Regions from separate parts of the Mus musculus genome. Here region 2 is linked to region 1. The links are chromatin contacts, found by Hi-C or POLR2A ChIA-PET in ENCODE. All regions are on one chromosome and are shown on one strand. The core of a region is the stretch at or near the end of the contact, and the rest is flanking DNA. Distances in the headings are between cores, read along the strand shown. Region 1 holds the start of Rnf111 (ring finger 111). Region 2 holds the start of Sltm (SAFB-like, transcription modulator).

The links. A loop is a pair of places that touch in the nucleus more often than their neighbours do. ChIA-PET counts read pairs that join two places held with the same protein, here RNA polymerase II (POLR2A).
Region 2: a map of left cerebral cortex shows a loop between it and region 1 (6-fold over the local background). The contact joins the promoter of Sltm here to the promoter of Rnf111 in region 1. A Hi-C loop is called at or near these places in 15 of 37 maps with a recorded cell type or tissue (T-helper 17 cell, adrenal gland, gastrocnemius and 3 more). POLR2A ChIA-PET finds 5 or more read pairs at or near these places in 3 of 5 experiments (Patski and embryonic stem cell).

Annotation. Positions count from the first base shown.
Region 1 is chr9:70,502,389-70,505,581 of GRCm38, forward strand. Rnf111 (ring finger 111) reads right to left here and starts at 1,387. Exons shown (of 15, transcript NM_033604.3): 1 at 1,071-1,387; 2 at 552-614.
Region 2 is chr9:70,540,969-70,544,109 of GRCm38, forward strand. It overlaps Sltm (SAFB-like, transcription modulator), which reads left to right and starts at 1,747. Exons shown (of 21, transcript NM_025690.4): 1 at 1,747-2,113; 2 at 3,002-3,089. The coding sequence starts at 1,952.

The sequences.
Region 1 (3,193 bases), core at 137-2,636:
CAGACCCCACACACTGGTATATACGCACATGAAGGTTTTGGGGTTTGTTTGGGTTCTTTAACGTAGACTCAAAAGCTAAGTAAAATCAGAATTCTTGAAAGGACATCTGTATTAAGTCACGTGAGAGCTATTGCAAAGACAAATGGTAAAGATATGAGGAACCTCTGTTCATCTTTTTTTTGATTTTGCTCTCTTTGGTTAAAGAGGTCCCCAAAACAAGAAAATTAAAGATAAAAGTGCCAAATGGAACTAAGTTTGGATCAAGTCAGGTTCAAGAGCTGTCAGAACTCTGACAATGAGGTCTCTGTCAGCTGGCTCACTCACTGCTACTCAGGAGTTCTAAACTCATTCTGTACATAAATCAAGGAACAGGAAAGCTCTCAACAATACAATGGAGTCACCCCAGACATGAGCAAATTAAGTGAAGGCGCTAGCTACAACTTCCTGGTTTTTTGGTTTTTGGTTGTTGTTTTTTTTGGACGCTAAAAAGTCACACTTTTTTTTTAAAATTATCTATAAAGCTCTATAATCTAAGAAGTGTGGTGACAAACCTCTATTTCTCCAGAACAAAAACCGATATTTCCACCGCACCACTGCTGACTCCGATCAATTATCTAGGCAGGATAAAGAAAACATCTTTTTTTAATGACTAACCAGCCAACTCCACACAATATCAGACGCGCCTGTCTTCTGCTCCGCGGACTGCGCGTGCCCGCCCGCACCGGGCGGCTCCCGGCTCCAGCCGGGGTTACCTTCCTCACTCCATTGTCACCCCCACTCCTCGGCCCTGAGCCCCAGTCCCGCTGGCGAGCGGCGGCCCCGGGGCGCAATCCCCTCACCCACCCCCTCCCAAGAGGCCGTGGGTGTGTCCGCGGGCGGACTCTTGCCCGGACACAATGAGCCACTCCGCGCCGTCCGGGACCCGCGGTCATTCCCCTGTCGCCGACCCGGGCCGGCCGCCGCGGCCCTTCCTCTTTCTCCCTCCTGCTCGGCCCCTCCCCCGCCGCGCGCAAGCGCCACCGCGCCGCTCCCCTCCCCCGCACCCCCCCCCCTTCCGCCGGCGCCCTCACCCGAGTCCGCAGGCCCCGTGCGGCCAGGTCCCGGACTCGCTGGCGCGGGGCTGGGGAACAGCGCTCGGCCGGGTGAGGCTGAGGCGGGCCGGGCGGCTCTCCTCAGGAGGGCGTCTGTCAACACCGCCGCCGCGGAGCGTGAGGCTGAGCCTGGCTCGGCTGGACCCGGCTCCGAGCACCCGATCGCGGCCCACGCGCGCTCGCGACCCTGAACGGCCGGCGTGCCTTACGCCGCGCAGCACCAGCGCCCCGCCACCATCGCCGTCGCCGCCGCCGCAGCCTGGGCCGGCCCTCCCCGACTGCGCGAGCGCGACACCGGGGCCCTTTTACGACAGTTCGGAAAGCGAGCGCTCCGGACCCTCACGCCCTCTCACAGCAGTATGTCTGCGCATGTGCGGGCCAGGGACCGCCCCCCTGCGTCCCAGTCCTTCCTCTTTGCACTGGCTTAGGCGAACTGTTGGCCCAGTGGGACTAAGTTAAAAATAAGGTGGTTGGGTTCACTTTCTTCCGTGATTTCGGGCTCAACAGTGCTTCAGCATAATTCCGCCTACGTACTGGTTGCTTTTTCTCAAACTAAAAATTATTCCAGCTTACTGATTGCACTAGTCGCGCCTTTAAATAAAAAAACAAAAAAACACGGGTTAGTGTCTTTCTCAGCAGATGATACCCAAAACAGAGATCTCATCTCACTGGTGAAGTGAATTTTCAAAATCATTTCAAATGTATTATTAGGTAGCCTGGGAGCTATACAATCGCAGATGACTTCTTAATTGCCTCACAAAACCCAGAAGATTGCAGTTTTTATTGTGTGCCCTAGAAGGATGTAAGGACAGAGAGTGGGCTCTGCAGTCAATCAGACAGATTTCCGGTCAGAAAGCAAAGTGAGGGTGCCCAAGCTGACTTATTAACACCTTTATAAATCTCAGTTTCCTCTTCTATAAAACATGATAGCCTTATATGCTTCAAAATGATCTTGTGAGGTCAAATATGACGACTTAAAGTACCTTATATTACCAATTAAGTATTTAACAAGCATTAATAACCTCCTTCTACATCAGCTCGTCGATAATATTCACTCATGTTCTCCATATTTAGTGAAGGTGATTTTTTGGCTTGGTTTGGTTTGGTTTTGGTTTTTCGAGACAGAGTTTCTCTGTGTAGCCCTGGCTGTCTTGGAACTCACTCCAGAGACTCAGAGATCCACCTGACTCTGCCTCCCAAGAACTGGGAGTATTTTTAAATTTTAAAAGAAGAAGAAATGGAAAACATTGGATTTGGATTTCCTCAGCCTCCCTAGTTGCTGCCCTCTACAAGTAGAATTCTATCGGGACTATCAAAGCCCAGGACTTTTTTGTTTTGTTTTGTTTTGTTTTGTTTTGTTTCCGGGCTTGGTTAGGTTTGGTTTTTTTCGAGACAGGGTTTTTCTGTATTGCCCCGGCTTTCCTGGAACTCACTCTGTAGACCAGGCTGGCCTCGAATTCAGAAATCTGCCTGCCTCTGCCTCTGCTTCTGGGACTAAAGATGTGTGCTTCTTGGGTTGGGGACTTTAGGTTAGAGGCAAGACTTGTCTGTTCTGATCAGGTAGAGTTTTTGAAGTGTCTAATGTTTACCCAAAGGCTTGAACTTAGTTGGTTGTTGAGTGTGTTAATCTAAAACTAAGTAGACCACTGGGCTAATGATGGAGATTCGGATTCATTAACTTACATTTCTGACAGTTGAAGCAAGCATTTTGGTAAGGTCAACCAGAGTAGAAATGAGAGGAAATAGATATGTGGAATGTTTGTTATTTAAAGAGCTGAAGTGAAAGGAAATTCTAGGAGGAGTTGAATGTGTTAGAGAGGGAGGGAGGGAAGGAGGAAGGAAGAGAAATTGAGTCAAGATATATAGGTAGTAAAAAATTAGGAGGAAATTTAGCAATAAAGAGTATGATCATGGATTCATGAAATGCTGTTGGTTGAGCAATAGAAAGATCTGTAAACTTGACCAGCTTCATAGATTATCTTGACATAGAGAACAGAGTTTCTCTATGAAGTTGGTTTTGACACTCGGGTATTGTTTGACATAATCAAAAGATGATTTTGGTTGTCACAACTGGGGAAATGTTGCTGACATCTTGTAAGAGG
Region 2 (3,141 bases), core at 497-2,996, 39 kb after region 1:
AATTTGGTGAGTGTGACAAACTAATTTGTGGTATAAGAGAGTGGAACTTGGAATCAGAAGATCTAAGATTATTAGCACAGCACTGGCACACACAAGCCATATGTGTAAGCCATATTTTATAAGTCACTTAATCTCTTTTAGCAGCTGGGAAGAATTAAAGGGGTTGTTATATCCCAGAATTCCTTAAAAGTCATAAAGAAATGCTGAACTGACTGACTGCCAGGTATGATTTTATAACGTCCAGTTTTCCTCCATTTGAACCAATGATTCAGAAAGAGCAACCCAAAGTAAGGCACACCTCACCCTTACTATTTATTTATTTATTTATTTATTTATTTATAAAGGTAGGATTCCTCTGTGTGTAGCAACCCAAAGTAAGGCACACCTCACATTTATTTATTTATTTATTTATTTATTTATAAAGGTAGGATTTCTCTGTGTAGCCCTGGCTGTCCTGGGTCACTCTGCAGATACCAGGCTGGAGTGTAGTGTATCTCAGAGATCCACAAGCCTCTCTCCCCTTAGTGCTGATAGGCATGTCCCACCACTGCCCAGTCCAATTTAAGTTTTATAACCAGGAAACTGGAGAAAGATGTAAAACAAAACAACCTCAACCCCACCTTTGTTAGCACCTTAGCATTCCTTCTAGGCTCCGCCCAACACTTACCTAGCAACAGCCAGGTAGGCCTGGATGGGAATGTCCCCCCCCCCCCTTTGACTCCTTTCTTCCTCTCCCCTCCCCCCTCCACGTGTTCTTGGCCGGGCTCTTCTCTTCTGTCTTCTCCCTTTCTCTGCCTCTACTCCCTTCTCAGCTCCCCTTGCCATACCCCCAAATAAACTCTATTCTATACTAGACCAGTCTTATGGATGGTACCTGGGGTGGGGATGCCTCAGCATCAGCCGGATGAGGCAGTCCCTCCCACCGCTCTATACCTCGCTCTACAAAACATACCCTTGCCTTTACAAAACATCACCCACCAGTAAATGTTAATTCAGTTCCCTGTGTTTCCTAACTTTGTCCAACTTTGTGTTAATTCTATAGATATTTACGCTGTGATGATTAATAATATTAAAATTACTAAGAGATACTATGCGGGCTATTTCTCCATAAAGTGGCCCCTGTCCTTGACATACCAAATGCTGGCGGCGCAGGGCAGAGGATACTGTATAGGATCAGGGCAACATATACTTTTAAGTTATTCTCCTTTTGTGAACAATTTCATTGAGCCATCAGGCCCGTCGGAGGGGATGGGCAAGCTGAGGCAAACGAGGAGAGGACGTTTGCCTGGTAGTTTTCAGGCAAAGAGGGGCTAAGCTTCAGGGGGTCACAGCGTGACACTGTCCCCTGGGCTCTCGGCCTCAGGTTTCGCTGGGCGTTCCGGGGCGGAACCCGCCGACCTAAGTTCACTAGTATACCCCGACCACCTTTCCACGATGATTCCGTACTTCTTCCGGGAAGGCTGGCGCACACGCCCCCTCATTTCGGTGAAGAGACGCACCTACTCTCCCTACTATGGGGTGCCTCTCAAGTGGCGATGGCTCTAGGTAAGAGATGAGAGGAGAAGGAGGCTAATGGAGAGGCGGGAACCGTGGTACCGAGGACAGCTGAGCGGTTGGACACGCGGAGACTTTCCCGGGACCACGCCAGAGGCCGAGCCACCGGTCCGCTGCGAGCTCCGCCCCCTCCATGCCTGCTCAGTGCGCACGCGCACCCGTCATCCGGGTGCCGCTGCAGGTTGCGCTGGAGCAGAGTCGGGGGCGTGGTCCCCGTGGGGGGGCGTGGTCAGTGGCTCATTGTGCGCAGCGTAGCGCGGCGCCGCTGGCCGCCCGGGGCCCGGGTTGGAAGTTGGTGCTGCCGCGGCCACCGCCTCCACCGCCGCTGCCTCCTCCTCCGCCGCCGCCGCCGCCCTGCAGCCCACTAGCTGCCTCGGCAGCGCGTTGCTTTCCCAAAATGGCTGCCGCTGCCGGGGCCGTGGTAGCCTCGGCCGCCTCTGGGCCGGCGGAAGGGAAGAAGATCACGGAGCTGCGGGTTATCGACCTCAGGTCCGAGCTGAAGCGCCGCAACTTGGACATCAACGGGGTCAAGACGGTACTGGTCTCCCGGCTGAAGCAGGTGAGGCCCGGACGCTGCGCGCAGGGCAGCGTAGGCCGCGCCGTTTAGGTGCTACGCTTCCGCGGTCGGGGCGGACCGGGTGGTGCCTGTGCGTGCCCGGCGCGCGGGGCCCGCGCCTCCGCGAGGAGCCTGGCCTTCCAGCGGCCTCGCGAGCCGCCGCCGGTCGCGCCCCCTGCCTCCCCTGGGACGCCCTCTCCATCGGCTCTGCGGCCTGCGGAGGGTGGAGCTGCAGACCCTGGGCGGCGCTGGGTACCCCGGCCTACGGGCGGTGCGCAGCGCGTGCATCTCTCGGGCTCCGAGGCGATGGTTAGTTTGCTGACTTGGCCGAAGTTACCGTTTAATTGTGTCCAACCGTTTCTTCACCCCTGTTCAGAGAAATCCGTAGTGGGAGTTGATGAGTGGATGAGAAGGGAAGATTCATCTTTTTTTTTCCCCACTAGGCTTTTAACTGATTTATTTTTAATTCTTAATTTCTGATTGCATCAGCGTAATCATCCACGTTCTCAGTCCTGTTAAGCTTTCAGGTTTATTCGCGTGAAGCCTTGGAATCGGAGACGGGAACAAGTGTACGCAATACGTTAGGAAAACTCTTCCTTATTTAAGTAGCTACAAACTTTCTGTAATAGAACATATTTAGGTTCTTGTTCAGTATATGTGACATGGAACCATCGACTGGGTGGAATTTCAAGTTCCAGGACATTTCGATACTCAATGACACCCTCCACCCCTTTCTGTGTAGCATAATTACTCGTTTGTGAAGTCGGTTTGTAAAATAACTGGCAATTCTAATGTTTTGAGGCTGGAGGTTTGGTAATATATTTTCATTAAGTTTTTATAAAATAAGTTTAGATAGTTTGTGTAGCATATTAACTTCTCTTTCTAATGTAGGCTATTGAAGAGGAAGGAGGCGATCCAGATAATATTGAATTAACTGTTTCAACTGATACTCCAAACAAGAAACCAACCAAAGGCAAAGGTTGTTACGAGTTCTGAACATATTTTAAAATATATTTTGGTTCTATAACTTG